Regions from separate parts of the Mus musculus genome. Here all the other regions are linked to region 1. A link is a loop called in an ENCODE intact Hi-C map of the cell type or tissue named here. Cell type or tissue: left cerebral cortex. All regions are shown on one strand.

Evidence for each region. A loop is a pair of places that touch in the nucleus more often than their neighbours do. Peaks named below come from ENCODE experiments on the same cell type or tissue, not always from the same donor. Only the 100,000 strongest peaks of a DNase experiment are listed, where the experiment ranks them.
Region 2: it touches region 1 in a loop (2.8-fold over the local background); 2 of 42 quality-filtered maps call a loop at or near these places.
Region 3: a loop joins it to region 1, with 3 times the contacts of the local background. A loop is called at or near these places in 5 of 42 quality-filtered maps.
Region 4: a loop joins it to region 1, with 17 times the contacts of the local background. A loop is called at or near these places in 2 of 42 quality-filtered maps.

Annotation. Positions count from the first base shown.
Region 1 is chrX:41,396,037-41,404,036 of GRCm38, forward strand. Gria3 (glutamate receptor, ionotropic, AMPA3 (alpha 3)) reads left to right here and starts at 5,362. Exons shown (of 16, transcript NM_016886.5): 1 at 5,362-5,619; 2 at 6,765-6,923. The coding sequence starts at 5,529. In left cerebral cortex, a CTCF peak has its summit at 4,763; DNase peaks (open chromatin) are centred at 4,400, 4,642, 5,379, 6,069 and 3 more places; H3K4me3 peaks cover 3,619 bases; H3K27ac peaks cover 3,117 bases.
Region 2 is chrX:40,790,026-40,798,025 of GRCm38, forward strand. No RefSeq gene overlaps it. Among named protein-coding and RNA genes, the nearest start is that of Gria3, 610 kb to the right of the region's middle. In left cerebral cortex, no CTCF peak of the experiment used is centred here; DNase peaks (open chromatin) are centred at 3,593, 3,933, 5,126, 5,409 and 2 more places; H3K27ac peaks cover 612 bases.
Region 3 is chrX:41,611,451-41,619,450 of GRCm38, forward strand. The region is part of intron 11 of Gria3 (glutamate receptor, ionotropic, AMPA3 (alpha 3)); the gene reads left to right. Among named protein-coding and RNA genes, the nearest start is that of Gria3, 210 kb to the left of the region's middle. In left cerebral cortex, a CTCF peak has its summit at 3,728 (motif pointing left); DNase peaks (open chromatin) are centred at 2,758, 3,708 and 7,144.
Region 4 is chrX:41,250,550-41,258,549 of GRCm38, forward strand. No RefSeq gene overlaps it. Among named protein-coding and RNA genes, the nearest start is that of Gria3, 150 kb to the right of the region's middle. In left cerebral cortex, no CTCF peak of the experiment used is centred here; DNase peaks (open chromatin) are centred at 4,344 and 4,949; H3K27ac peaks cover 1,384 bases.

The DNA.
Region 1 (8,000 bases):
TGTCAAGGAGCACATCATTAAAACGATACATTTTAGGAATTACTTGTGGCCATTTTCCAGGCACCATATTTTTACCTCAATTGTGTGTCAATCACATGAGTTGTTTAGAAATGGGAGAGTGATCCTACACTAAACCCTGTAAATGGAACACAGACATATAGACATGGACACAGACACACTCACACACACACTTTGGTGACTGATTCTCGAAATGTAGAAAAGAATGTGGCATTCTTTTTTCTGTAGAATTGGATCCTACATAGTCATGGTATTTTGTATGAGCTATTTCAAGATGATGTGACACAGATAGAAAAACAAAGAATGTTCCAGCCATTTTGCCTTCATGTAAGAAATAGAAGAAGAAGAAAGGAGATCTTGGATCAAATTGTTGAACTACTGAGTCATATCAATTGTGAAGCTGGCTGTACCTCTTGGCCTTTCAGGTGTATGAGCCAATGCATCTCTATTATTGGTTATATGAGTTTTAGAAGCGTGTGCTTGCCTGCAGCATGAAGCATCCTAAATGATTATAGGAGATGAAAAGGTCAACTTGTGGTCACTGGCTCCAAGGATGTTTAAAGAAGGTGCTGTAAAAGTGTTTAGTGCAGGGAGGAAAGTGGGAGATGAAAGACATTAAAAGTAAAAGATCACTTCAAAATGTCTGTATCCCAAAACCTACTAAAGATGTCTTCAGGGCAAAATTCAACCTCTAAACGCTTATGCAATGTATAGAAACCAAGCCATTCTGAAAATAATTCGGATACTCCATATTCCCTTGAATACCAATCATTTGGTATGACTTCCTTTTAAGGAAGTGGCTATAATTCCACTTCTGTCACACAGGTAAACTCAATTAGAGGAAGCTCCAGCTTGGCCCATGCCTGCCATTTCATCCAAACAAAGTCTACCCGCACGGCAGAATCTCAACAGTTTCCTGAGAGCTTACATCATAGAAAAGATGAGGTGAAAGAGAAATCAAATAGTAGGTCCAAAATTGTTTACATGTCATATCTAACCCTGTGAAGCTCCAGATGTGGCTGAATCCTCTACTCTTCTGAAGAAAAAAGAAAGAAAGAAAGAAAGAAAGAAAGAAAGAAAGAAAGAAAGAAAGAAAGAAAGAAAGAAAGAAAGAAAGAAAGAGGGAGGGAGGGAGGGAGGGAGGGAGGGAAAGAGAGAGAAAGAAAGAGAGAGAGAGAAAGCAAGAAAGCAAACAAAAAAAAAACCACACCTAGATAAAGAAATTCAAGAACTAGCCATAAAAATTCAGTTGTTTCTAACGTCATGGTTTGACTACCAATTTGGACAGTATTTCTGATCTTGGAACAATCCCAGATCATGGAATTCAAGGACTATATAGCATAACAGCAGAAAGAGAGCTGAAACACCACCCTCTTCCACCTGGTTTTGGAGTGCTTTGGGACTGGATCAACATTAAAAGGGAAACCTTGATTCCCATATGCAAGACCCCTCCTGTGTGCTGTCATGGAACCTAGCCCATACCCTTTACAGATCACTTACCATATTGCCTTGTCATTGCCAGTGAATACATGTGCTCTACACGTGAAATTCATTGCAGGCAAAAAAAAAAATCTTCTCCCTCTCTTCTATCCCTGGTGATTAGCATAGTCTGTCATAAAGCAGGTGGTCAATAAGTGTTGTTGAAGAAATCGAAGTTTCAAGTGAAATGACAAGAAAATTATCCTCCCATCGAGCAGAGGGGAAAAAAATCCTCAATTTTATTACCTTTAAAATGTATAGAAGTAACTCTCCAATGGATCAGGATGGTTCCCGTTCCTATTTTCCTTATTTGTTAGAGATCAAGTTAGCAAGCGTGAAACTTAATGTATAGCTCCCCCACCCCAATCACTATCAGCCAGCATCTCGTTCTGCTTATCTAAATGTACTTAACCCAAGCCTTAGTGAAGTATACATGAAATGAAAAGAAGTATTCTTCACATTTTGATAACAACTGTAATCAACTCTGCTTTGGGGAGGGGGTTCTGTTGTTTTGATCTGGTTTGTTTTTCCTGCTTAATCTGAATCACAGCCAGCTTAAAATTATGTTGCAAATCATAAAACAAGCATGCAATTCTGAATCTAGTGGCAATACTTGTTTACTACAGAAAGACAATTAGATGTGAGTCTTTTCTTGTGGCTAGGAAGCTATTAATATAATCTCCAGCCTTACACTGCAAAAGGAGACACAAAGTTCCAAAGTGGCTCATGGCTCCCTTGAACAGGAGCTTGATATCTAAATATATCACATGTGTACTACAAGCTTTTCAACCAATAACAATATGCATCTACCATTATACCTGACCCTCTTGACTCAAATGAGACTAGACCAATAGCTGCCACTAAAAGCTAAACATTGAAAAGGGAAAGAAAAGGGAACTGGTAATGGGAAATATGAAAAGACAAGAGATGGGCAGCATTGAAGATAGATTTGCCAATGCACAGGCCCTGGAGGCTCCTCTGTCCTCACATCTTTTGTTCCTGACCTATTCACAGTACTCTTCAAGTCAAATGACAGTAGAGGCAGCCACAAATCTCTTCTTGCACCCTTTCTCATGGCTGGCCAAGCATAGATAGGGACCTCACTCATTTCAGGAGTGAAGTGAGGTGTGCTAAAAACCACTAACCATTCCCCAACATGAAATCCATTATTCATCCACCTGAAATCAAAACTGAAACCTACTCTGTGGTGCTATTCCTTTGGGTCATAGCATTCAAAATTTCTATTAAAACACCAACTATGTTATCTGAAAACCTGATAGATAGATAGATAGATAGATAGATAGATAGATAGATAGATACATACATACATACATACATACATACATACATACATACATAGGTAGATACATAGGTAGATAATGGACATGGAGTAACTCAAGGAAGAGGTTTTCTAAAGTGTGGCACTTCGGTATTAAATTGTCACTGCCTGCCATTAAAACATTAATAAAGAATGGCCTACTAGATTCCCTTTTATCTCCAGGGAAGATGTTGGAGAAGAGCCTGAGGTTGTGAGGAAGGATGGTGAGAGAAGGGCAGGTGACAACAGTGGGGCTTTTGAGAACAATTTGCAAGTTGAGAAAAAGAGAAGTGAATTTGGAAATGTAATATGTATTGATTCTTCTGTGAGTCAGTTAATGAATTAGATGCTTTTACACCCATTATTTTATGTAATTCTTACAATAGCCTTACAAAGGAAGAAAAAGTAATGTTCCCATTTTGAAGACAAAAATACTAGGATGTAGACTCCTGAAGTTGACCAAGGTTGCATACTACCTATGTGTGATCAAAGTTAGATTTGAACCTGGACCCATGTCCTGGGTCTATGATCCCCAGTAATACTGAGTCACTCTCCACATTTGTCAAGGGATAGTCAGCCTTCTCTCTTCTAATCTTATTGCTCTAATCTTCCTTCTACTGGAAGAAGGAGTCTCCTCTATATCTCAAGTTTATCCTTCCTTCCAACAATGAACTGTCAAAGATGAGACAGGATTTGCATGAATGATGGAATTAGAGATCAGGCGTGGTCAGAATTGTCAGCAATGTGGGAAGAACTGAGGACTACTTTCCTGGTTGCCACAGAGTTTGGAGGCCATTTATTCTCAGCTCCAGTCTAGGCATTGCTAAAGGCAAAGATCTGGAGTAAGGAGTGCAGGGCCCTGGTCCCTCATTCCTGGCCCCATGTATATTAGTTTGCTTTGCTCTGACATAAAGGCTCATTTTATCCCCTCAGACTAGAAGAAGATAAAAAGAAAAACAGAAGATGTAGAGAGGATAAAAAAAAATGTGTCTTACAGAGATAAGGTGGGAAAGAAAGATGTGACAGGAGAGGAGATACCTTTTTGTCCCAAGAGGGGAATAGGATTCTGGAAAGGCATGTAGGGACAAAAGGATCATACACAAACTGCTGGGAAGGAGGCTACTCCTCACTAAGACCTAGGGTGAACTGTAGGAGTTCCTAGATTCTTTTCTCCTCTTAGCTAGGAGAGAGGCAGGAGAGTTGGGTGAGAGTGGTAATCTCTGAAGTCTGCACTCAGTGTGGGGGAGGGAATAGTTGATCCACCTAAAGTCAACATTAAGGGAGCAAAGCAGCAAGGGGCACTTTCCTCCAACCTTAACTTTCAATCCCCACCCCCATCCCAGCTCACTCCCACACTTCTCTCCTTGGTCTGCAGGACTGAGCGTCCTTTTCATTAACCTTTTAGCTCCCACCTCCATACACATACTATGTTCCTATACCCTCTAAAGCAGTCAGCAGTCACAGCCCCCGCAGCTGGCAAACCTGCCTCAGCACTTGGGTAGGGGGAGGGACACACCTCCCAGTGCTGCGGGGATGGGGGAATGCGGGTGGGGGTTGTTCACTTGCCCTCGGATCTCTCTCTGCTGTAATAGCTGAGCTGAGCGGCAGAGACCAGGCATGCGCAGCATCTTAGGGCGCATTGTGATGGGAACTGCTTTTCTGAGTCTCTTCACAAAGACTCAAGAGTAACCACTAACCACCCCTCAAGACCCTTCATCTTTAAGACGCACATACAGATGTAGAGACACTGCAGACTTTTAAAAACAGGAAACTGGTTGCAGCTTGAAAGTCTGGTCCACGTGAGGATTGGTGTATTTCTGTTGATCCCATCTCCGGTGTTGACATACGCCGGCGCCTAGGCTTTGCAGTCCAGAGCTGCAGTTTGCAGTGGAGCTAAGCGGTGTGCGGCTTTAATTCCACGTCAGATCAACTTTGATCAATATCCCCCTACCGGCCCAATTGGAAGAACCCAATTCACCGGAGCTGAGCCTTTGAGGCTTTTAGCTCTTTTCTTCTTCCCCACTCTTTAGATCCACCATCTTCGAGGGCGGGGGAACCCTTTGGTTTTCTTTATAATTTCTTTCTTATTTCTTTATCTCGTCCCTGTTTTGTTTTGTTTTGTTTTTTTACGATTTTGGTTTTGCTCCGGTTTTAATTCTCTCTGTTTCTGTCTCCCTGTGTCTCTATCTCTGTGCCGGTCTCTGTCTCTGCCTGTCTCTCTGTCTGTTCTCTCTCTCTCTCTCTCTCTCTCTCTCTCTCTCTCTCTCTCTTCCTTTCTCTCTCTCTCTCTCTCTCTCTCTCTCTCTCTCTCTCTCTCTCTCTCTCTCTCTCTCAGAAATCGCTTTGGGGAACCCAGCTTGCAGCCAATGAACCCGCCTTCCAGATTGGTGTGAAGACAGAAGTGAGGTGGGGGGGCGTGGAGGGGGTGTGAGAGAGATCCTGGGAGGGGGGAGAGGAAGAGAGGAGAGAGGAAGAGAGGAGAGGGAGAGAGAGAGGAAGAGAGAAGAGAGAGAGAGAAGAGGAGGAGGCGGCGGCGGAGGAGGATTAGTGTGGGGTGGAAAGGAAGAGTGAGCGAGCGAGAGCAAGTTGAGGGGAGGGGGTGTAAGAGCCGGCGAATTCTTTTTCTTTTTCTATTATTATTTTGACGACTCCCGAGTTGCGCCCATGCTCTTGTCAGCTTCGTTTTAGGCGTAGCACAGCCAGGCAGAAGAAAATGGGGCAAAGCGTGCTCCGGGCGGTCTTCTTTTTAGTCCTGGGGCTTTTGGGTCATTCTCACGGAGGATTCCCCAACACCATCAGCATAGGTAAGCTCCCCAGAGCCAGCCAGAGGGGGCCAGGCTCTTCTGCATTTGAAACCCACTACCCTAGTGGGGCTGGGGGTATCGCAACATGAGTCCCTGTCCTGCATGGTTTGGGGACGGTGTCTAGGGATGGGGGACTGAGCTGAGATATTGGAGACCTGAGCTGCAAAGAACTGACGAGTATGGGGAGCATCCAAGATGAGGGAAGGGGTCTCCCGGGGCTAATGCGGGTGGACGGCCAGGTTTTCTGACCGAGGAGCAAGGGAGTCAAGCTGGAGGTTGGGATGCTGCAAGAGGCTAAGAGTCGCGGCTTTTCAGCTCGCTATTCTGGACTTTGCCAGGGCATGCTTGCAGCCACTGGAAGTTGTCCCAGGGTGATACTGCCTGTCTGGCCGCGCCAGGACGCATAACCTGGGCCCAGGTCGCCCCGTCCCGCGTCTCAGGCTTCAGTGAGACAGGACAGTGTTAGAAGAAAAGGAACCCACTTTGAAACCCCCAGACCAAGGAAGTAGCTGTGTGGATGGAGGATGGGGTGGGAAGTGGGGGTGATACAAGGAGTCGGGCAAGCAGGGAAGTCACGCAGACCAAGCATTCATGAATTGCGGCTGTGTCTGTCTGGAGACCAGCTCCAGTAGCCGGAAGGGAGTTCTCCCCGCCTCTGCCTGTATTTGCAAGTAGAGAAGTTAGAATTGTTGCTTTTACTGAACTGACCCCCTGTATTGTCATAGGGGATGATTGGGACAGCAAGGGGAACGAAATTGTTTTTCTTCCCACCCTATCCCCTGTACCCCAGGAGGGAAAATGAACCAGCTGTGTGGCTAAGGGTGGGGGTGGGGTTGGAGTCAGGGTTCGGGGCCAGACTCAAGCTTAAGAAAGAACCAAGTCCCACTTTTAGCTCCTTCATCCTTCCCCTACAGCAGCCTCCTCTTTCTCCCGTCTTTTTAGTTTCCTCCGTGTACAAAACCCAGGTTTTTCACAGTGGAAAGCAGAGTTTCCAAGTCTTGAAAGACACACAGGTTGAAAAAAATCATTCCTCAGTTGAGCTTCCCAGAAACACTGAGGTAGCCTGGTAGCTCCTGTTTGTTACTTTCTAACTCCTGCTGAAGTAGGGGGGACACAAGCCGAATCTCCATTGCCTTTGCTTCTAGGTGGACTTTTCATGAGAAACACGGTACAGGAGCACAGTGCTTTCCGCTTTGCTGTGCAGTTATACAACACCAACCAGAACACCACTGAGAAGCCCTTCCATTTGAACTACCACGTAGACCACTTGGATTCCTCCAATAGTTTTTCTGTGACTAATGCTTGTAAGTAGATCTGCGTTGGCTCCCTTTGGGACCTTAGGGGACCTCATTTGCATTTTGTTTGTGATGTATGGGGCTTTGCAAACGTGTGTGCTGGGGGTGGGGGTGGGTAGTGATTGCCTCAATAAGCAGACTGAGGCAGTTGTCAATCCTGGGTTCATGTTGCATAAATCAACCTTGAAGGATTCTGCTGCGGGGCTGAAAGCAGTGGGCAAAAACTCTGAGGTGAATTATGTTTGATGCAAAACTTCCACTTTCCTCCCTGCTAAACTGGTGGTGTTCTCTCCCCCGCACCCTTTTCTGTTGGGGGAAAAGAAAGAAAGAAAGAAAATAGCATGGTTGTTCAGGGAAATTTCAGATGGAATTTTTAAAAAAGAAGCAACAGCAGCTCCTTGATTGAGAGAATGCGGGGCATGCAATACTTGAGTGGTGAAGCTGTGTCTGCTGGTCGGAATGGGCTGAGTTTAATGATGGCCTGACACATAGGAACAAAATATGAGAACCCTGCAAACAAGTGACCTTGAAGCATAGATCAGGCTGGATTCCCTGGCTTCTTTCTTTCTGTGCTACCCAGAGTGCTCTGATAGGAACTGATAAGACTACAAACTGATTGCAAGTGATAAATGCATGTCAGCCTAAAAGCAAGAGGGAAGACCGTGCCCAGGTGACTTTTTGGAAAGCCAATCCTGCCTGTGCTATCGTGCCTGCGCACGCGTGCACGAACACACACACACACAGCCACACACTCACACACACACACATGATTGTTAAGGACAACACAGTTCTTAATTTAGAGCAAGAGGTTGGTTGTGGGAAGAAGCTTGAAGCAGGAAAACTGAATACTTAAAAAGGGGAGTTTCATCAGCCCCAAAGCCATTTCTGGAATCCACCTTTATACCCATGGTTATCTCTTTTCAAAGGGGGAATTTTAACAGTAAAACCACAGGAACTCAAATGGTTAATAACTTGTTGGACACAGGTTTTTGTTTTGTTGTGTTTAACTTGAGAGAACATTTTGTGAGAAACACTGAATTCTTCATCAGAGCTTTGTTTCACTAAAAGTTTCTCCCAAATGAAGCC
Region 2 (8,000 bases), 610 kb before region 1:
ACCAACAACAATCAAAAATACAAAGTGATTGTGGACAATAGGGTGGTCAGTGACCAAAACCAATGTGTTCAGTATTTCTATGCCTAAGTTCAGAACATTTTCTGTGGGGGAATGTGTATTTGTGCGACAGTGGATTTCATCTAAAGAGCTGAATTGCTCAATAGAAATTTAGCAAATACTTTTTACGTTTTGCCTAACCCTTGACCTCCTTGGAATTAAACTCTTTTAAGTATAATCGTTTCCTGATTGTAGCTATTTTCTTAAACTACAATTTAAAATAAAGTGGAGTTTGCACTATTCTGCTTTCAGATGTCTTTTCTGAATTGTTAACCATTTTAGTTTGCATTTTGTTTTGACTACTTATTCATTTCCATGACGATTTGGAAGAACAGCTGAAAGCAAGCAGAAAATAATGAGATCTGTTATCTTCTGTAAAGTGAAGGTCAAGACAGAAAGACTTGCATATGTGTTCTTGAGGATATGTGACCCAGTAGAAGATGATAATTCGCACACTTTGGCTGACACTTCTGTTTATGCTAATGTTGCCACTTTTGAGTGACCATATACTGAAAAAATGATACATTTAGGAAGAGTGCTAAAACCTCAACTGCAACGATATCTTGTGGATGCGGTATGGATTGTTGACAGGATTTAGAAGCTGTGAACAACCACGTGGTGACTTTGTCATATCATATCACTGATCTGCACCTCAAACGAACATCGTCTATAGCAACAAAATTGTAAATTCAGCAGCTTACAAATTCAAAATGCACCATTTTTGATCCAATACGTCCATCTATCTTATGTGTTATATCCTTTCATAATAACTCCCTAGTAACCACGATTCCTTATTGTGGCTTATTGTTAGACATTATTGCCCACACTTCTGAATTTTCCTCAAACATTTCCCCACTTATAAACATTTCTACTAGAGGTTTGTTGTTGTTGTTATTGTTGTTGTTGTTGTTGTTTTTGTTTCCCTGAGATCACCAAAGAGAAGGAGCTTTTCCATGTGACTAAAGGGCCTTCAAGAGAATGGAAAAATATTTTTATGGTATTATTTTGATAGTGATGTTTAATAGTGTGTGAAAGTGTTTATCAACTATTTAGCACTCTACTCAAATAGTTTACAAATTTGGCAGTATTTTAGGATAATAATTCAATAGAAATAAAGGCTCTGAAGTCAAAAATATCTGGGTGCAAATGTGCACTTCATGTATAAATAGGAACTTTAATGTAATTTTTTTACATTTGGAACTTTTTCTGATTGTAACGCTAGCATAGTCATTATGAAATAAAATGGAAGTTTGGTGGGACAGAATGCTAAAAATAGAATAAAGTAAACATCATCCATATCCTATTGCATGCATATACTATTTAAAATATTTTGTTGTGTATTCTTCAGTGTACATAGCTTAGATAAAGATGCTGAGGCTCAAATTTATATTGACATATGAAGAATAAATTATGTATATAATGGAAGCAGATAACATGATGCCTGCATACAGAGTGTCTCCAATAAATTATGTATAACTTGCCAAATTATTGTTGAATCTTATTTATCTATGTGTATACATGCGCTTGTATATCTATGTATCTGTGATGTGTGTTATACTTGCACTTGTATGTGGAAGCCAGAGATCAACATCAGGTGTTTGATCCCCAGGAGCCATTAATATTTTTTTGAGACAGAGTCTCTCATTGGAACCTAGGGCTCACTAATTAGGCTACTCTGGCTGGCCAGCAATGCAAGATCTGCCTGTCTAAACTGTCTCAGCACCAGGATGACAAGAATATCAGACCATGCCTGGGTTTTATGTAAATATTTGTGGACAGAACCAAGGGCTGTGTTTCTTTTGTATACATTCAGTGGTCTTCTACCCATAAGTTGTTCCCAGTTTATGGTCTTTATTAGGAATCCCAGAAGAGTAAATCTGCACTCCTGCTTTCTTTATGTAGCCTTACTTTATTTGGCAAAATGTGATACACCAAGCTGCAGATCAATCAATGTTATTGATTCACCAAAGTTTGAATTTAAAAGAACCAGTCAATGCCTAACTAGCCCTACAAGAATAGAATGTATAATGCAGTTGTTTTGACCAAATTCTATTTGCCTAGTGCATTCTCCTCTAGGCAAAGTGAAGAATGACTTTGATCATCTATCAGATTCTTCCTTCTTCAGCCAATCATAAACTACACAAGTTTTCAGTGCACAATGCCCCTTAATTAGTACAGTGTAAACCATTTCAGGAATTCATGGAAGTAGAAATAAAAAAGTAATGTAGGCTCTTGCTAGTATGCCTCTGGCTAACTCACCTACAAATGTTCTTTTATTATTCTAATCTAGCTATGAATTGATGGAATAGCTATATCTCTCCTTAACTTGCTATTTATTACACTGAATTTGTTACACCTATATTCTCTGAAATAATACTTCTTAGAGCAGAAATCATGCTGCAAGACTATTTGTTTGTTTTTTGTTTATTTGTTTGTTTGTTTTTTCTAGACAGGGTTTCTCTGTATAGCCCTGGATGTCCTGGAACTCACTCTGTAGACCAGGCTGGCCTCAAACTCAGAAATCCACCTGCCTCTGCCTCTCGAGTGCTGGGATTAAAGGTGTGAACTACCACCACCCAGCTATTTTAAAAATCAAGGTTCTTTCTTTCTCTATGAATCAGTTCACTTATCTGTAAAACTGAATAATGTGAGAGGACAAAATCAGTATACATCCCATAGTTTGGTGAAGATTAAATTTTATAAGTCATAAAGAATGTAATACTTTGACACATTTTATAGGTTTTACATTTCCTAAAAAAGAGTGGTGTTGTCATTAAAAAACACAAATAGAGCAACTAAAGTTGGTTAATGTGGTTAATATCAGAACAAGTAGACCCTATCATATATGTCTTGATAAATAGGGGATCTAAAATACAAATATATGGCACTTACAATTCAGTTCTGAAGGGAAAACATGATAAAGAGATGAAATCTCTGCATTAGCTATAGCATTAGAACATATCCTCACAAAGTACTTGCTGGAACAAGTATAGAAATGATTAAACCTGGATAGATGAAAGCAAACAAAAAAAATCATCTCTCAAAAATGTAGAGAATTCTAGATCACTAATGTTTATCAGATTAAAATCAGTGTACTTGAATGTATGCTTTGCCTCCCAAATACCAAAATGATACATTAAGAAATTAATTTTCTCTATCCATGAATGACAGAAAGAGGAAAACAGGCCACGGAAAACCCATAGTGGCTTTGCTCCAGCTGTAGAGATAATCAGTTTCACAAGTGTTCTTGGTAAGTACTGCTATGCAGCATTTCTGTTGACTGCAGCTTCAGTTAATATCAATGATGAAACTACTTGGTCACATCCCTCAATATAAAATGAATCTTTACCTCATTCATTACCAGCTTGAAATAAATGCCTTGCAAGCTACATTGTAGGTAGTCAATAGAGCTCTCACCTTCAGAAATCCTATATTCCTTGCAGCTGGACTAGAACCTACTCAGTGACAATTTGAATAGTATATTTTCTCCATTTCCACATGGAGGATCATTGAATTGCATTATAAATTTTGGAAACCACAGTACTCAAGTGTGTCTTTTGTTCGACACAATTGACTTATGCAATCCTGATATTCATTAGTGTTTAGGCTACAGTACTAAAATTTACTGCAGACCAGGAAGAGTTCTGATCAACTATGTTATCATTTTAATAGTTAGAGTATATTAATCCTTGTCTTACTTCCTGTACTAATAATGTAGATTACATTAGATGGTATTCATGTCTCCTCAGGTAAAGTCACTGGAAATCTTACATCTCCATTAATAATGTATACCCATCCCACTTCCCACCCACTCCTTTCTTCACTGCTGCCAATGTACACTATAAATTCTTTTCTCCGTGATGTTACTTATGCTGTTGCCTCCCCCTGAAATGCACTCCCTCCTCCTCACTGCCTCTTCAAGTTCTATGCATCTTTCAACACCTAGTACAATTTCTTCCTCACTAATTAAACCTCCTATGCCAACTACAGCACACACTATTCTTATTCTCTTTTGACTTGATATCACTGTTGGTCTTAATCTGTTTTGAACTGATATATGTATATAAATAACCACCAGATAAGAGTTCTGACTCACAAGATACATACTATATAGCAGTATGTGTGTGTGTGTTTGTGTGTGTCTGTGTGAGTTAAATTTTTTGTTGAGAAAGTCCACACTGGAAACTTCTTTTGTATTTTCTACAACATTTGACTGTAAACACCTCTAAAAAATTCACTTGTAATTCATTGTTCCTGCAATTATTTATTTCTCTTTAATTTTTCTATAACACTTTGTAACACAATTTCTTTCCCTAACACATATCTTACACTCATTTTCTTTTCAATTTTTAAAATAGAACAAAAAATACAACCAGAAAATAAGGCAATATGACATTTAGGATAGTTAAAATTAAAATTAACCAAGCAGAGAGAAGAAAATGAAACCGAATTCTTCACATTTTCTGTTATCACTTCTTATAGCAGTAAAGTCGGCTGTGGCTATTCCTAGTCATTAGCTGGTTAAAATTAAGTGCATCTGCTTCTTTTCCTTTTGCCACAAAAACTAAAATAAATATCAATGACTTAGCATCTCTTAGGAATTTTCTAAACTCCAAGTATTTTACAGAAATACACAGGCATATTCCAAAAATCTTGTAAATTGAATTTTACTTCCATTTTCCACATGAGGAAAAGATGCCCCAGAAAGGCACTTGTACTTATTTACAATAATTAGTTTGTATCGTACCAGATTGAACCCCATTCTATCTTTTCTCCAATGTTTACATGCGAGAATGTAACAAAGGTTACAACTATATAACCTTTACTTCTGGGCCTCTTGAGGACCAAAGTGGAGGGATTTATTTTGGGTATTCAACACAGGCTAGGAAAGTCAAGATCTTACAGGGTTACATATCATCAATTTATTCAGCACTATGGGTAAAATTTACTGTAGACAAAGCTTTACTGTGTAGCATAAAAATATGGATGTTAAAAACAAACATGCTGTTTTATAGTTTCTGCTTCTGCCACTAACTAGCTGTATGACAGTGGGCAACTCATTTAACCTCTTTTGGCCTCCGTCATTTTATTCTCATCTGAAATATGAAGTAGTTGTACTAGGAGATCTCTGGGGGTCCTTCTAACTCTAATGGTCTATGAATTAAATGTCAAACTATTACCCTAAAAGGACAGCTGTTTAAGGATCTGCAATTAAATCAACCAAAAGAAAATCTGGCTCAATGAATTTAAATGTAAGTGTTAAGCTAAATTTAATGTTTTGGCACTCACAAATTTGCCTTGCAAGTTAATCTAAAATCAGTGTGAATGGTAAGATTTTCCTAACCTGAGGATGAAAGTATCTCATTACAATGTCATCAAAACTAATTCAAGAGTTGAAAAGGCCAGCAATGTTATAGCAAACGAAATTTACATCTTGAATAAATGAAGGTAGGGTATAGAAAGTAGAATATCTCTACCTTGTCTCAGAGGTATGAGCTGAAAACTCTTCATGAATAAACCATCAGGGTGTAATGTATACTCTCATCTTTTAGCCTTCACTGGCTTCCCAATTTAGGAAAAGCATTTCTCCCGAACCTATGTGTTGATTCTTGCTATTTTCTGCATTTATATTGTCTGGCCATTTAAAATCTAAACCTTCTGAGAACAAAAGCTCTTTAGAAAGACAAAAGAATTTATAGCCAGATTTACCGCCTGATGCCTTGGAATATGATTGAGCATGCCTCTTTTGAAACTTGATACCTGTAGTAAACCTAAATCACAGTGCTTTTCACTGTTAAAATTATCACTAAGTCATGTCTTGTAAGCTACTGGCCTAATATTTGATGGGAATAAATGAGAATGGAGCTCCTTGTATACAAAGAATAACTTCATCTGCCTGCATTTGATTCATGATTCCATACAAGTTGCTACCACAATTCAATATCTGTCATTTCAAGGGATGTTGAATTGAAATTACACAATGTGAATATTATCTGTTACACAAAGTCACATGGAAGTGAGCCAGACTCCAAAGGAAAGATTTAGGTTCTTCCACTGAGTTTGCATTTCATTTAAATGCAAGTTTGCAATGTTCTTAAGGCTGTTTAACAAGAGAATATACATGATATGAAGAAAAGAGTGTATGGGGATACAGAGAGACAGAAATAAAGAAAAAATCAGTAAAAGAACAGCAAAAACAAAAGGATATAATATATTAGGTTCTATTGCTAAGCATCTCCACATTCACTACTAAGTTCAGATTTAGAGACAGTGGCTAGGTGTCTTTCAACATTTAATTCTCTTTTTATTATATTTTTTCTAAAAAATATTTAAGCATGGGAGATAAGTCATATTTGCCTTTTGTCAGTTTCAGAAACTCAGTTCCTCTTTTCCAGCTATTGGACTAATGTGATACATGTGATGCAATTTTGTCCAATAAATCTGAAAAGTCTGCTGGGAACTTTTGGAAAAGCTTTTATCTGTCCTTGCATCTCCCAGCAAGCTTAGATTTATCATGAGTCATCTCCTGTTATGGAGCGTATTTTAGCTTTAACAAAATGCAGGCATTTGTTTTTCTGTGTTCCTTCCTGCTTTGAACATTCTCATGTAAGGACATAATGTTTAGAGCTATTTCAGCTACTTAGTGACCGCAAGGGAAAAGCAAAAATAATTCCACAGAAGCCCACTCAATGTCCTGACATCATTTGGTTGAATTAATCCTAGCACCAACTACCTCCAGATTTCTCTTTTAAAACACATTAAATATGATTTAATTTTCTTGTTCTCTATTGCTTGTAGATATAAAGATCATCTAGGATGGAGAAAAATTGCCCCAAAATGTTCTTATTGAAGTAACTACCATAGAAGAGTTGATAACTATTATGATGCATATAGTACATAAATCTCTACATCTGAATGATTCATCTCATACTTTGGTTCCTCACTATTGGGAATTTTGTCTTTTGCTTTTTCAAAACATGTTCTATGTACTGATAATGAGAAAATTAAATTTTGCACCAGGTTCTAAGTATATTTTCTTCCTCGACTGAATGCTTTATGCTTTAATGTTTTATGATGATGATGATGTGTATGTCTGTGTGGCAGTGTATACACATGAATGCAGGTGCCTGTGAATGTTAGAAGACAGTGTCAGACTCCTTGGACCTGGAACTACAGGCCACCTGACATGGTTCTGGGGAACTCTCAATTCTTCTATCAGAGTAGTAACTTATCTTTACGAATAAACATCTCTCTATCCCTTTATTTGTTTGTTTGTTCTTTAACTTTGTTTGCTTTGTTTTGTTGTTGTCATTAATTTTGTCGTGTTTGTTTGTTTTTTTGTTTTTGTTTTTGTTTTTTTGGGTTTTTTTTTTTGACATGGTTTCATTGTGTAGTCTTGGATGTCCTGGAACTCTGTTGACCTGAATTGCCTTGAACTCAAATATACCCTGCCTCTGCCTCCTGAGTGCTGGGATTGCAAGTGTTTGCCACCATACCCAGTTCCAACCACTTATTTGTGTATTTTAAATTCATGTCATCATTTCAACCAGATTGTAACTTTCATGTTGGCAATGACTGGTTTATAGAACACCAACATGATACTAAAAAAAAGACAACTTTTACTTGTTATGTTTAATTATTACTCTTCCTGCTTAGTCTACCATAAAGTCTCTAAAATTAATTTTACCAAAAAAGAATGATGTTTCTTATTGGGTTCAAGATGTAGTTTTCTAACTCCATTCTCCATTCCAAGTGCAATTCACTGAATTATTTCTATTTGTAATTGACAACTTGTAGAGAGGGAAAATCAGTTTCCTACAATGGAGTGACATTAGCTATATCAGTCACACTCTAGTGTAGGCCTCATGCTTTGGAATAGTTTGAGTTATTGCACAGTGCAAAACAGACTATATGGTTTTGGGGGGTTAGATTTTTTTATTTCA
Region 3 (8,000 bases), 220 kb after region 1:
GCCCTAAACCTGCTGGAATTCATTACAAATCCTGATATTTTGATGAAGGGTGATATAAAACCATTTCAAAAAATGGATTGTGATGATGGTTACAGAGCTCTAACCTTACTATGCAAGTATGAGAACCTGAGGTCAGTTAGCCAAAACCACATAAAAAGCCAGGCATGACTGTATTTGCCTGTAATGCCAGCATTGTGGGGTAGAGAGAAGCAAATCATGAGAGCTCACTGGCCAGTCAGCATAGACTATGCTTCCAGTTCAGCAAGAGAGTCCATGTCAAGTCAATAACATGCAGAGAGACAAAGGAAGACACCAATGTTGTGCTTTAGCCTTTGCTTATGAACTCCCATACATGCGCCAGACATATACACCATACACACACAGACCACCACAGCACCCACAAAACAAACATGTACACTAAAAATATGTTTAAAACACTGTAACTGTGGTCAAAGTAAGCATTAATCCAAATGCTGACTAGGGTCAATACTATAAATATACAGGGATTTTCACTTTGAAATTAAATGACTTGGGGCTGGGAAGATATACCAACCAATATAGTGGTTCCTTTTCAAGCATGAGGACTTGATCCAATTCCTAGAATGCATATCAAAGCTAAGCATGCTGGTGCTTGCTTATAAAACCAGTGCTGGACAGGTAGACATAGGTGACCCATGGTGCTCATTGGGCAGTCAAGACTAATTTGTAAACTGTACGTGAATAATAGACCCTGTCTCAAAGCAGAGGGTGGGCAGTATCCCTGAGGATGATACCCAAGGTCTTCCTGTCTTCTCTACATATACTACTACAAAGACAAGGTTTCAGAAAGATAATACCAGCATATCTTTGTGAGGTTAGCCATTGGGTGCACAAAACATTCACAATAAAGCTTTGCAGCATAACTTTTGTAGTATAGCAGACTTTGAAGCATAGCTATCTTCACCAGCATTTTAGAATTGTGTGTATCAAGCGTCATGCATCCAAACTACTCCTTCCCCCAACTTCTGTTAAAAAGAATTGCCACCTTCAGTCTGCTTGGTTGGGTTCTTCAAATTATTTCACGTCCTGTTCCTTTTGTGTTCAGAGTGTATCATTTTGTGATATCAGGGAGTTCACTTGATTTCCTAGTTTCTTTGGAGGGTTGAGAAATACTCACTTTGAGAGTCTATGGCCTCTGAATGCATCTATAGCTGGAAGATTTCTAACATGACTAGTAATCTGTGCTGAGGCCATGTTGAAGAGCCATTAAGGCCAGAGATTTTCCTGGTTTCTGTAAGTCAACTTTCAAAACTACATTTGTGATATTCCCTACTGTGATACATACTTAAACAGGTTTCTTCAAAGGTCATTTGTTTTTACAAATATTTACTCATGTTACTTAATTAAATAATAACTAAAGCTGATACTAAAAACGACAAGTTAGACCAGCTTTGTTTTGTTTTGCTTTGCTTTGCTTCAATTTCTGGTGGCAGAATTTAAGCTATGACTTTTCTGTGATCCTGAAATATAGCAAATGCCTTTTCTTTCCAAGGTATAGATTTTATTATGTTGCTCAAGATGTCATCATATAGTTCAATGGCTTCCAAGTTTTTCACCATGACCCACAGTAAGAAATCCTTTTTCCATCTTGATTCACTATACATAAATTTAAAAAAAAACAAACTTATACCAGACATTATTGTTACAGTATTCTGTGCACACCAAGATGGTTCTATCCTGTTTAATGTTCTTAAATCTAATCATGGTTCAACTCACTAAGAAGCCAATAGCACACTTGTTTGGTATAACAACTACTATTTTTATTGCACTTTCGAGTGAGAAATCATTGCCTCCATGAGCTCTATATTTTCCAACCTATAAGTGATCATTCCTCTGATACTATCTTTTGTGTCCTACAAAAGATGTATCTATAAATCTTTTATTAAAATGTTATGCTTCCTAGAATTTGTATGACATTCCTCTAAGAAAGAAACATGTTTCTCTTTGTCTTGAGAGTTCTATTGACTATATATGTGTGATCAACTGTGTATCAGTCCTGCCCACTCTAATATATTTCTCTATTGACCTATTTAGAAAGTCCTGCCAATAGTATAGTCGCACTGTGAGATGTGTAGCTGCCTTTACTGAAAGCGTCAGCGTTCACTTATTACACTTTTCATAATGACCACACTCAGAATACAAACTCTTCAGAAAGCCAAGAATGTAAGATAGACTATGCAATGTTACTTTCATCAAAATTGAAGTAATTCAATGCATTGTCCTTGAGATTAGATTTGAAAATACAATTGACTAGGATTACACCAGCAGGAACTATCAGAGACAATTCAGTCTAACTTGCCATTTCCCGAGGGAAAGTACAACAGCCTTCTCTGGTCTCCCACTGTGGACACATGGATAAGTAATCTATAGTCTCCCCTGAATCATACTCTGTAACCATTTCCACAGTGTAGGTATCATGCCTACTTCTAAGTTGAAGAAAGTGCCACTGGTTAAATAATTAGCCCACTCACACTGGCAATGATACCCAGATCTCAAATCTAGTTCTGATTGCAAACTCTTGTTCTTTCTACTATGTGCTGCTCTGTTCATATCTTAGACTATAGTCATTCCTAGAGAGCTGACACAAGGGAATCCATCTTTCTGGAGATTTTTAAGAGCCAGCAGTTCAATTGCTTCCACAACTCCTTCACACTGCCAATCTGGAGGAGCACGGTTGGTTTCCTCACTTTCTTCATGCTTGGAAACAAGAACTGTTTTCCTATTTCTATCCCTAAAGAAATGCAGCACTTGTTAATAAAAGCGGGCAGTGAGCATTCATAATACTGCAGAGTATGTGCGCACTCAGAGCATAAGGCTGCAAAATCAGCACTAAGGCATTACGAGAAAAACTGCTGGCATCATTCCATTGCCATCCAATGCAGTTATTGACAGTTAGCTAGAAGCTTCAAGATTCTGCATTGATATTAGGTTTGATATTTGAACTGCTCTAATTGTTCCAAGTGAATTACTTTGTTTTACATGAAGCTGTTGGCTGAGTCAACGTTGGAGAAGGGAATCAATGTAATAAGCCCAGGCTATATTCACACATCAACTGATTTATTGAAGGTAAAGTCCAGAGAAGGAACAAAGACAATCAGTTTAACTCTCTCCATCCTGAACGTGTTCTGGGGGACACTGGATGGGGGCATCCAGATGGAGAGAGCAGAGTGATTGAACAGGAGGTGCTAAAGTTAGCTTCTCTGAATTCCAGTCTGCTCAGCAGTTGTGTAACCTGGGGCAACTTACTAAGCTTAGTTAAACCTCAGTCTCTCATCAATAAAATGCAAAGCACAGCTCCTGGCCTTTGCGCTTAATAAGTATTAGCTATTGTTATTATGAACTTAGATTCTTCAAATCATCCTAGTCTAGTGTATATAATAGTTAATACTGATTTTGGTCGGAGTTCCTACAAGGACTGCGGAATCTAGCTGAAATGCTGATCCATAGCAAAAGTCCAAGAGTCTCCTGAAAGACAAGAAGCAACATTCCTTCTTGGTGCCACCTAGTGCTTTTAAGGATTACAGCCCTTGAAAGCTCTTTGAGTGCAATATTCCATAATACGTCTCTCACATTGACAAGAGGTTATAGCGTTTTACAATCTGAAATGTGTTTCTTTTGTGAAACTTTGATAGAGCCACTTGTGCCATCTAGAGTCCAAATGCTCAGACAAATGCTCCCCCTGCTGACTTTCTGTGAAGCTGCAGGGACAACTCAGGACTAGCCAAGTAGAAGACATAAGGGTCTGGAGAATTACCAAAGGGAAAACTTAAGGACCTCACCATTGGGCAAAGATTACTCCAAATGTATTTTTTATTAAGTTTTTAAGATAGCAAGTCCTTGGAAGAAGTAGGCAGGGACTCTTTCACAGTTATACATGAGTATAGATCCTCCTTTAAAAGGACAGATATGTGTAGAATAACAGAAGGTGTGAGGGGTTTGAGCTGATTTTAAAGAATATCCTTCCTCTCCTGATATAGACCACTCTCTCCATCCTACCGCCAATTCATTTCACTATAGTAGTGATGTGGTGATATATAATAACTTAAAGGCAGGGTTTTTATGGCAATTATTTCACAACTTCAGCTGAAAGCTGTGGTTTTCAGTCTTTAGGACCTGGTCACTTATTTCCATCAGAGAAGATTGTAAAAAACCAAGATTGATCCTATACATTTTTAAAAAGACTCTATCATAGTCCCAGCAATGAATGGAGGGATGAAATGATGACTATGTCAGAAACAGAAAGGAGGAACAATAAAGAAATTGGATGAAGGCAGAGGCTTTGTGTTTCCCTTAGCTTCGCCATCTCATAAAACTAAAATACTGCAGATTACAAACTTTACTAATAGGAAGAAGGTTATGGTCTATAACTCACTTTTATTGGCATTTCTGATGTCACAAAATACACTTTGCTATTAATGTAGGAACTCCAGTTTCTTATTATTACAGTTAAAAAGAACATTGCTATTTGATGTGTGTATTTGGCAACATTTTTCTATGTGTGCTTTTTTTTCTTTTGTTAACAATTTATTTTCATTAACTTCATAGCTCTTACCATTCCATGAAAGGCATGACATGCACACTATTTTGTGTTTTTTTTTAACATAAGTGTGCAGCATTTTACAGCCATTTCATTATGCTAACCTTGAAATCTGTCTTGTGCAACAAAACTACTTGAAATGAATGTTAAGTATTTTTGCAGCTACATTAATGGAAAGAAAGGTACTGGGAAATGATGGGTCTTTCTAATTCAACTCTAAAGTCTTGTCTCATTTTAATAGACCCTTTACAAAATGTGACGGGGTTGACCCATCAGTCACGTTTTATATAGTCTCCATGTAAAATGTGGCCTTAAGTGGTTGTAGTTTAACTAATGAGAAAAGGGAAAATACAAAAATGCTTGTGGAGCTTCTTCCCTGTGGGTTCCACATTTTTCTTCAGTAAAAAGATTTAAGCGTGCATGCCAGAAAAATGGAAGAGGAAGATAGAAATTCCGCTCAATCCTTTGTCAAATCTGCTACTGTCTTGAGGAGACCATATCAAATGCAATCTCCTGCATTCTCTACTGATGGCAGCAAACTGTTTAGGCTTGTAAAGCTATTGTGTCCGTTTTATAGAGATAGTCTTTCAAATTTGTCATGCCTATCCATACCAACATTCTTTGCAACTTAATGGATTGGTTCCAAGACCCCTGCCAGATACTCAACCCTGCAGATGCTCAAGTCCTTTATATAAAATGGCACAGCATTTTTGCATATAATGTTCCTGTGTACATTAAATAATCTCTAGATGGCTCATAATATCTAAAACAATGGAAATGCTATGAAAATAGTTGTTAGACTGTTATCTGGGGAATTGTAAGGGGAGAAAGCTCGTATTTACTCAAGACAACATTTTCCCAAATATTTTCAGTGTGCAGCAGGTCAAATGTGTACATGTGGAATATGAGGATGCAGAAAGCTGACTGCATGCCATGAGATTAACCACATAATTGCCAAAGTCAATAACCAGGAGACAAGAGGCCACAAAAATGACCATTTTGCACTTAGGTTTATTTTCAGTCATGTCAACAGCCAATCTCAGCTGAGTCATTCTGATCCACCACATGATGATCTGACTCAGTATTAAGGTGGCCACAATAACTAGATTATGATATGCAGGCCTGATTTAAAATCAGACAGACATAGCCACAGTCCATTAGCCTCAATAAAATGGCACAATGTAATTTCCATAAATTACTGTGTTTTCCTCCACATTTCAAGCAGGCAATGCATAAACTGCCATTAGTATTCACAGCATAATATACCTCTTCCCATATCAAACTCCAATTCTGGAATTACGCCAAACTCAAGCTTCTCTCTGGTCTCAGCCAAACCACATTCCACATCAGGAGGACTTTTACAGGTACAGTGCAAATAAACAACAAATAACAACACATAATCATGATCGGTGTGACTGCAAAAAAAATCTATAATTTTCATACCATTCTGAATTTTCTTATCCAAAACCTAGTTATTTTCATGATACAAAATATTTGGGTATTTTTCTTCTTAGATGTTTTTACCTATTTTTTCATTCATTTTTTAGTTTCATTTAGTGTGTGTGTGTGTGTGTGTGTGTGTGTGTTCAATACCATGTATGTGGATGTCAGAGTATAACTTTTGGGAGTCAATTCAATCTGTCCACATGTGGGTCACAAGGATGGAAGGCAGCTACCTACCTATACCTACCACATCATCAGTTCTGGAAAGCTCTTTCGTAGTATGAAACCACAGGCAATTTATTTTCTGCTTCGCCTTTCTGTGCCTATCTCTTTAGTTATAAAACTCCTTGGTTTGCTTATCTCTAGTACAGTCCTGGGCAACAGAGATGGGAGGAGTAAAAAGTTGGTACCTGTCAAGCAATTAGAACAGCTTACTGCAAAGGAAGTGTTCAATTAGTGACAGTTTTAGTTTTATCATGTTTACTCCCCTACTGCTATGGATGCCATCTTGAAGCATTAATATTCTGTGCAATAAAGTTATTTTCGGAGTGAGATAAGTCTATGACATGTTTAAAAATTTGGATATATCAAGCATGAAAATATATGAAATATCTACATTCTTAAACCAAGTACATTGTATACTTTTAGCATTGGGAAGGGTGACACATTCTTTTGTGACTCATACTGATGTGTTTTGATTAAAAGAGAAATTTTCTGAGATGCAATGTAGTGATGTAACTAATAGCTAGAAGATAACTGTTGTGAGGCAGATTTTCACATCAAAAAAAGTGAAAGTGATTATATTTGACTGTGTTTTAGTTATCCAGAGACCAACCACAACTTCAGACTTAAACATAATCAAGTATAGTTTTAAATAATTAATCAATAAATAGTACTTTATTTATCAAAATACTTGACAGAATTCTCAGGTTATATTCCCATAAACAACTGGATTTTCCACATGCTAAGAAAAAGGGGGTTATCTTGGAACACCGGAATTTGAATTTTACCACAGAATTATAGTACATGCAGAGAAGACGTTGATTTGTCAGTTCTCAGCCCAGAACTGCCCTCTTCCCACAGAGTCTGGAGATGTGTGAGGCTCCTACACTTCTTCTGTACTTTCTAGCAGAGTGGGAGCTCTTTCTGTGAGATTTTATGGGCATGGAAAAGCACAGACTAACCAGGGTGGAGCTTTTCTCCACAGTAGAACTATACAGAGGATGATGTGGCAATATTTTTATAAAACCTATGGAGCAGATTTGAATTTCTATAAACCACACTAACCTCCAGCAATACTGCAAAGGAAGTGAATCCCAATCTTAATCACAAGCCATGACTGAGCATCCATTGCCCTCTGACTTCCCACAGTCCCTCTCCATGAGTAGCACTTGTGATGGAGGGACATAACTTACAACTCTGATTATACCCTAAAACTTTTATAAAATGCTGGGGCTTAGGCCCAACTCCCATAACTCTGATCTAACTTATCTAGGGGAGATTTTAGGCAAGGATTTTTCTCTTGTTTTGCTGTCTTTTGTTTGTGGGGTTGTTGTTGTTGTTGTTGTTGTTGTTGTATTGTGCTGTGCTGTTGATGGGCAAAGTTGAGAATTGCTGGTAAATAACAATGTTCATTTCTCAGTTTGGTACATTCATCACTTGCAACAGAATCACCTATGATGCCTATGAATCACATACTCTTGGACATGCAGAAATCCTGAATCTATTTTTTACCAAGATGCCCCCCTTGCCAATGAACAGTAGTACTGACAATTTTTTTTTTCACTTTACAATTTATCCATCTGTGGCTATATTCCCTAATAATTGGATTAAAAAGTTGAAGAAAAATAATTCTTGTTATTAAAACATACCACTTTCCTACTAATTGAATACTGTTAGACCAATTTGTGATGATTTGATCAAGGCTTCAAAGACCACATTGAAGGAAGTTTTAACAGTAAGAAATATATCGCAGAAATCC
Region 4 (8,000 bases), 150 kb before region 1:
AGTTTAGTTTTGAGCAGAGCGGTTGGTTCAATTCAGTTCTGTTTAGTTCAGTCCAGTTCATTTCGGTTTAGTTCAGTTTAGAGCAGTTCAGTTCAGGGACTTCAGAGGAAGAGTAATCCAGTCAGAAGCCAAGAGAAGCCAATTTGAATCAATCAGCTTAGATAAAAGTTTGAGCCAGAACAGCAAAGTTGAACAAGCCAGCCAGAGTTCAGAAAGAACTAGAAAGAGTAAGCTTATTCAAAAGTAAGCCTTCAAGATGATAATCACAGCATCTGGCAAATGAAAGCAACAGTTACACACAGAGAGATTGGAATAATACAAATGAGGACATTTCTATTTAAAAGATCCTAGAAAATAGATGTGTTTCTAAAAATAGAAGATTGATCACACACCGGTCTCCTTTCCTTACAAAACTCAACTATAATTTCAGCAAACAAGTTTTCAAAAGAAAATACAGTCCGAGAGATATCAATAGAGACAGTTGACTAGATATGCCAATGAAATTTGGGAAGACTGAAAAAAAAATTTTGGAAGACTAAAAATTAAGATGAAGTAGTAATACAGAAGAATGGAAGATGCTGTAATCTAATATTCTATAGAGTGGGATGATGTTTTTTGGAGTGGGCAAAAGAGTTTTTCCTATAGGAAAAATGAAATGTCATGTCTTAGAGGCACTAACTACCACAGAAAACAGGAATGTTATATATTATAGAAAGCAATTAAACTGATTCCAAGTCTCTCTACCAACCAATTAGATATCAAGAATCCATCTACTTCTCTGACTAATGTTCTATTCCACCTTCTAAAGCAAAAAAGATGCCTGTCTTCTAAATATGTGGAACTTGAGCATCTCTGAACACATGAAGGCCAAATAGCAAACATGGCAGGGTTAAGAAAAATTGTTGACTAAATACAAGTCTGCCTGCCTACTGATAGCAAAATTTGACTACATAAAATAGAAGCTTATATCAGTCCTTTAAGTCAAGTAAAACCCTTAGACTAGAAGCAGGCCAAAAATGAACCTTTTTCACATCCAGTCATTACACTCTCATAATCACCTTGTACATACTACCATTAGCTACAAATTTACATTCTCACTTTCTTGTCTTCATGAAATCATTGAAAAAGAATCAAGATGGCTGGAGAGATGGCTCAGTGGTTAAGAGCACTGATTGGTCTTCCAGAGGTCCTGAGTTAAATTCCCAACAACCACATGGTAGCTCAAAACCATCTGTAATGGGATCTGATGCACTCTTCTGTTGTGTCTGAAAACAACTAGTGTATTCACATACATAAATCTTTAAAAAGAAAAATGAAAATGAAAAAGAATCAAGAAACCATGAAATGAAAAGACATGTGCCCTATAGTCTGCTTCACCTGGAGTCTACAGTGTTTTACTTGTATGAAAAAGGACAACTCAAACTTTCTAATATTTGGTGTCTACCTGTAAATCAGGAAATATAAAACTAAGAGTTCCATATACATAACATTATACCAAAGATTTAAAAGATGTTTATCATAGATATACTTAAGATTTACTAACTAATATTAGCTATAGACATTTGAATATTTGAAAATATTAACACTTAGTGTCTTAATTCAAGATTTTATATTAAGAACCTATGGCTAGACAGGTCATATACCTTGTGGAAGAACTTACTACTATTATGCTACTAAACTGACATGGTATTAAATTAACTTGTAATATCCATAAGTCAATGCATCTCCAAACCTTCATGTGAAAAACTATTTACAATTTACAGTGATTAACACAGAGAAGCGCAACTTTCCAAGGTGCAGAGAATAAGAGATTACAGAATGCTCATCCCTAAGTGGAAGATATATACTGTATTCTTCCCCTGAGGCTTAGGGATCTTTGTTAGAGAAGGGGTAGAAAGAGGATAAGAACTGAAGGTGGTAGGTGACTGCAAGAAAGCAGTATCTTCTGGATGCAGGAGGATATTTGCACATATCAACTCATAGTGGTTGTACACAAGTCCTGTGTAAGCCCAAGTGAGACAAAATCACAGCATGAAGAAGAGTTGAGTGTAAAATCCCAAGCCTATCCATGGAATTATCAGCTTGGCAATTATCAGCTACTAAGAGAGGGAAAGAGTGGAATTTAGTCACTTGGAAGGCAACTATAAGCCAATGGAAGACTACATATCCAAGAATATTTGGGCAGCACAAATTGGTCTTGATAGGTTTTTAAAGGATACAAATCTGGGTGGGTAGAGAATAGGGTTGGATCTGGGAAGACTAGGGGAGTGGATATAATCAAAGTGTCTTCTGTGAAACTCTCAAAGGACTAATGTCTTCGTTTGGGTATTATTGCTATGAAGAGACACCATGACCACTGTAATTCATATGAAGCAAAACATTAAATTGGGGGCTGCATTACAGTTTCAGAGGTTTAGCCCATTATCATAATGATAGGAAGCATAATATCATCCAGGCAGATGTGGTGATGGAGGAGTCAAGAGATCTACATCTTGATCGGAAGGCAGACAGCCAAGAGGAGACTGTGTTCCACAGGCAGCCAGGAGGAAGATCTCATTCCACACTGGGCAGAGCCCGATCACAGGAAACCTCAAAGCATATCTTCACAGTGACACACACTTCCTCCAACAAGGACACACCTAACACAACAAGGTCACATCTACTAATAGTGCCACTCCGTTTGGGGCAAGTCATACAAGTCTATTCAAACCACCACAACTAATAAAAAATACAGTGTTCATTAATGAATTGTCAGATGTGTCAGATGTGTTTTACAACTTCTTAGGCTTGTTCTTCAATGAGGAATATAATCACAGTGGTTTTTTTAGTCCAAAACACTATTCTGGGAAGAATCCTTTCCTAAGATCCAACGAGTTATAAAACCTTGTTTTCCTTTCACACTGACCACCAGTTCCACCACAGTTTGGGCTCCTGGCTGAAGGCAAACCACCTATTTTACTTACTCTAAACTAATTACATTTTTACCCTTGTCAAAAAATCAACCAAAGGATGCCAAATCTACAGTTGCTACATACATGATAAGACAGACAAGACCAATAGTGATGCTGTCAAAAGAAAGAGAAGAGGAACAGGGAGAATCAGTGGTGAAAGCATATTTGAACAGGTTTTCATTATCTATTTCCCAAAATATAGCAGTATAATGAAAAACCAGAAAATGGTGTTATGCAGTAACCCTGTGTGCTTCCGTTCTTAGGTCTGTATATTAGCTATGGAACTGTATTGATCTGAGTAGGGCTTCATGAGTTCCCCTGTGCATCTGGGGCCAACTGTGTATTGTCTACAGTTTTGCAAATATTAGCTAGCCTGTCTCACACATATAGAGCTGCAGCTGCACAACCAAACTGACCTGGCCCTGTTCCATGTGTTTCATTGACCTACTAGCTAACCTGGCCATGAACTCATGGCAAAGTCACAGTAATGGGATAAGAACTGGACATACACTTTCTAAATTTCTGCTTACATGATGGGTACTGATATGCTTCTAAACAAATTCTGTCAAATGGCTCAACTCAGAGTCAGAGTAAGAAAAGGTCCCAGGGCTAAAGATAGGAAGTCAGAAAAAAAATCATTCATTAGAACCATAAAGCAAACAGTCTTCCACAGACCTTTAGATAAAGGAGACTATCTTCACTGCTCAAAAGCTGTGCCTATATAGTGATATCTAGGACTAGACTTCTAGTATTTTTCCAATCAAAGAATGATTAAAAGAATCCTAAATTGAGTGGAAACAATTTAGTAACAAACGGATAGACTGGTACAAAATGGAAAGTAGTTGGGATAAAACAGAATCTCTGGTATTGTTAATGAAACCAAGAACCTTGCCAATTTCAACCAAGCACTAGACAGTACTCTCACCCAGAAATGGCTGGTCTGCTGATCAGCTAAATCAAATGGCTGAATAGTCAGGCACTAATAAATAGGTATTTAATGATTTTTTTTATTTTCTTGTCTCTTTTATCTTCTAGAAGTCAGAAGAATTCAGTAATTTTATAGGAAATCACAAAATCACAGTACACCTGATGATCCTTGAGTAATTTCTTTTTTTAAATATATGCTGCCATCACTTCTTGGCCTTTTGGCTGAGATCATACGTAAATATATGCTGCCCTACACAGACAAACCCAGTCCTGCCAGTTATCTATTTCCAAGCTGCCTGGTTCAGCTTCGAGAGATATCTGGGAATATTTCACTTGCTTCAGAACTTCCATAAATATTCAATGAGTCTGAGTGACCAGAATAGATCTGCACATTTCTTCTCTTTGCAGAACATGTAAAGAGCGGAGAGACATTGTGCTGATTTCCAGCTTTGATTCAGAAAAATCTTGGCTCTCAGAGCCCTGAGCATCTGTAGCTCCACACCCACCTGAGCTAATCTTGAATCAGCTGCTAAGACACGTCCAAGGCTTTGAACATTCACACAGACTCACTAAAATCTCCTTGTGAGGACTCTCTCACCCACCATCTCTTACTAATGTAACATTTAATAGAGACTGCTATTGAACTGCTAAACCTACTCCACTCCTGTTATTTATCTAAGCAGGATGAAATATGCCACTATGAAGTCTAAATCATAGGGAAATTTACTCTCATTATATTTAATTGTATTCTCAAATAATTGATTTGTAATAGCCATCTTCAAATGGATATTATAAGCCATTGTGAAATTAGCTTAGTTATGATACAATATTTTCCACTGAGTCTGGGTCCTCACAACAGAATTCCAGACTTACCGATGATTTTAGCTGTGATATCTGAAAACTCCATCATCACAAAATGCTGTAGATTCCTATATTTTCTTCTTGGCAAAGATCTTACAGATTTAAGAAGGGCTACCCAGAGTCTTAGCAACATATTTCTTATGAAGAAGAGGAAGTACAAACTGCACAGTGCAGAACAGAGTGACTATTTTTATAAATGCTGTATTGACAATTATGTAAAGCATATATGCAAACACAGCCATGTCCTTTAATTTATAGTCTATCTCATCTGCTTTGATCATGGAGGCAAATGAAATCTCTTCAGTTGCAGTCACAAGACTTTGAAAGCAGTTTAGATAGTATTAATCAAGTCCTTTTGTCATATATAAAATATCTTGTCAAGATCAAAGAACATAAAGGAAAAAAGTGCAAAGAAAGAGGCATAGTGGAATTTTTCCATGGAGTTATTTGCTTTTTTTCCCTCACAGTGAAAGAAGATGAGAGGATTCAGTGACCAACCTGAAAAAGCTTAATGTCTCAATGATCCACGAATTCTATAAAAATATTTCTGAGCAGTCTATTCCTCCTACAACAGTAACAACTTGAAGCTCAAGTGCATGGACATTCTGGGTGGTTCATAAGTGTTTCAGGTGTAACAAGTGAAACTGAAAAAAACTATTCTCCTTAACATGTAACACATAGATCATAGATAGATTGTCTATACTATAGACAATGATAGTAGCATCCCATCAAAGCTTTTAGTTAGTGGGACAGATACTGTATTTTGGAATATGAATGCCTATTTTATCAGGAAATGTTGCTACTGGCCCACGATAACTCTATACTTAGAAATATCTTGAGACCTAACAGAATAGCTCAATGATAAACTATGTATTTAGTAGGATCACAAGGCTCTGGCATTAGTCCCAGCACAAAAATCTTCAGAGTCTTCCAACACAAGGATACAATCCTTCCAATAAAATATAAGGCCCTTCACAATCTTGTTCCCTCCTACTTTAGAGTCTCACATGCAGCTATTTCCTGAAACTTCTCTGAATATAATGTCAATACATGCTTCAAATGTGCAAGGTATATTAGGTTTTCTTTACCTTTACACACAATATTTTATACCTATTCTCTCTTTACACTCCTAGCCTTTGCAAGCAAACCCTAGCATAAGCAAGTATAATCAGGCTCTATAGACTTCAAATTTTGTCATTTTTTCCTTAATAGCTATACGTATAAGCTCAGCTATGGGTATATACATTCACATACAGATACATTATATACATGCATGTTGAAAACTAAACTATTTCATATCTACTTCATAGTCTCAAGTGATATACAAACTAACTGCTATAGAAGAAGTATTAAAAACTATGATAGAATTTTTGATAGAAAAAAAGTCCACGATTGATAAACATGGATTTGCTTATCTGAACCTCTTTGAAAGTATCTAATAACTTATGTTTCCAAGTAGGTATACTGATATTAGAAGTCGATTACTGAGAGTTGTGTCTCTGTGTGTGTGTGTGTGTTTGTGTGTGTACATGCATGTAGTGTCTATCCCACTTACAAAACTGACTCCTAGTCATAACCTCAATTATATATGCTAATCAAATTAGCACCTGCCAATCACAAACCTTTTTTCAATAAGGCACCATATAAATTGACATTTTTCTCTCATTATTGAGATCTCTGGTCCCTGGGAAAAGACCATGTCTTGCATTATTGTTTCTTGTTCTTACAGTTGGTGCATAGGGAGGAGGGTAATTTCTAAGACCCTTAATTCATCTCCTATTTATAGAGTTTTACAGAGAAGTTAGGAAGTTATAATGGTTCATTTCATGACTCAGTTGACATAGTAAATTATTTTAATTTCAGAAGAGATGGCAGTGATGCAACAATTTTTTATTATTACTCAAAAACTTCCTTATTCAGAAAATCCATTTTTGCAAGTAAATTACTTCCATAATGAATTGACTTCTGTGTCACAATGTAGAGACCAAGTTCTACCACATGCACTGGTATTTAGAGTTCTCCAACACCTTTGTAAGCTCTACTACTGTTAAAGAAAAAAAGCTGTAAGGTAGCATTTGCTTCAAAGGTAAATACGTTTGTAATAAACCTGTAATTGTGATGACTGTCCCTCTTGAATATTTCAAAAGATCCCTGACTGTTTTAGTCATGATTCTTTAGAGTAATAGAACCAAGGGGATGTGTGTGGGTGTGTGGGTGTGTGGGTGTGTCTGTGTGTGTGCACACACACGCGCATGCATGCATGTGTGCACACGTGCGCATATGCACCAGAACTTAATAAGTGGTTTAAAATAGTAGCAACAGCCAAATTTCAACTGAGAACTTAGTAGTGGCTTCATCCTAGAAGCTGAATGCCTCAGCACCTGGGGAAGTCTTAGAATAGTTGTCTCTCTCACTATCTGGGAAACAACAAATTACTTACTCTGTCTACAAGGCCAGGTGCTTCAATAGTGCCATTCTGGACCCAGAAGCCTACAGGATTCCTGAAAAGCCACTGATCCCTAGCCCAAGATGAAATCTTAGAAACACTAGTTCTGAGAGCAGAAAGGCATAAGCAGCAACAGAATAAATCAACTCGGAGGCAAGAAGGAAGGTCAAGCTAGCAAAAGGTAAGATAATCTTCCTTTTGACTTACTTTCTTTTTAAGCTGAGCTGCTACCAGGAAGTGCCTCCCACAGTAAGGAGAGGCTTTTCAACACCAATCAAAGCAATCAGGATATTTCTTCATGGGAAGCTCCCTACTCAGACCATGCGAATTTGTAGTAAATTGGTATTAAAACATGTAATAATCCCCTAGAATCATTGACCAAAATGTGAAAAGCAAAATATATCTCTGAGCTTTATAACACCATGTTTATCTTAAGCTTCAAAGAAACCACAAGTGACCAGGAGGTATCCATTAAACACACAAAAAAAAAAAAAGTAAAAAGAAGTAATTGACAGTTGCTGCAAGTAAAATAGAAATAGCCTTTTAACCTGCACTCCTTGATAGTTGAAACCATTAATGCATATATGTAAAAAATGTATGTAAAGATATATTTCAAAAGTATTAGTCATATCTTCATCCAAAATGTACAAATACACATACACAATACACAAGCTTCATAAAAGTTTTAAAAATTCTTAATCACAAACATAAGTACAAAAACTAAAATCAATATACCACAATCTGGGGAAATTAAAAAGGACTGGCCACCTCCTCATTATGAGCTAGGGAATTCACTTAAAATATCATAGAGAATA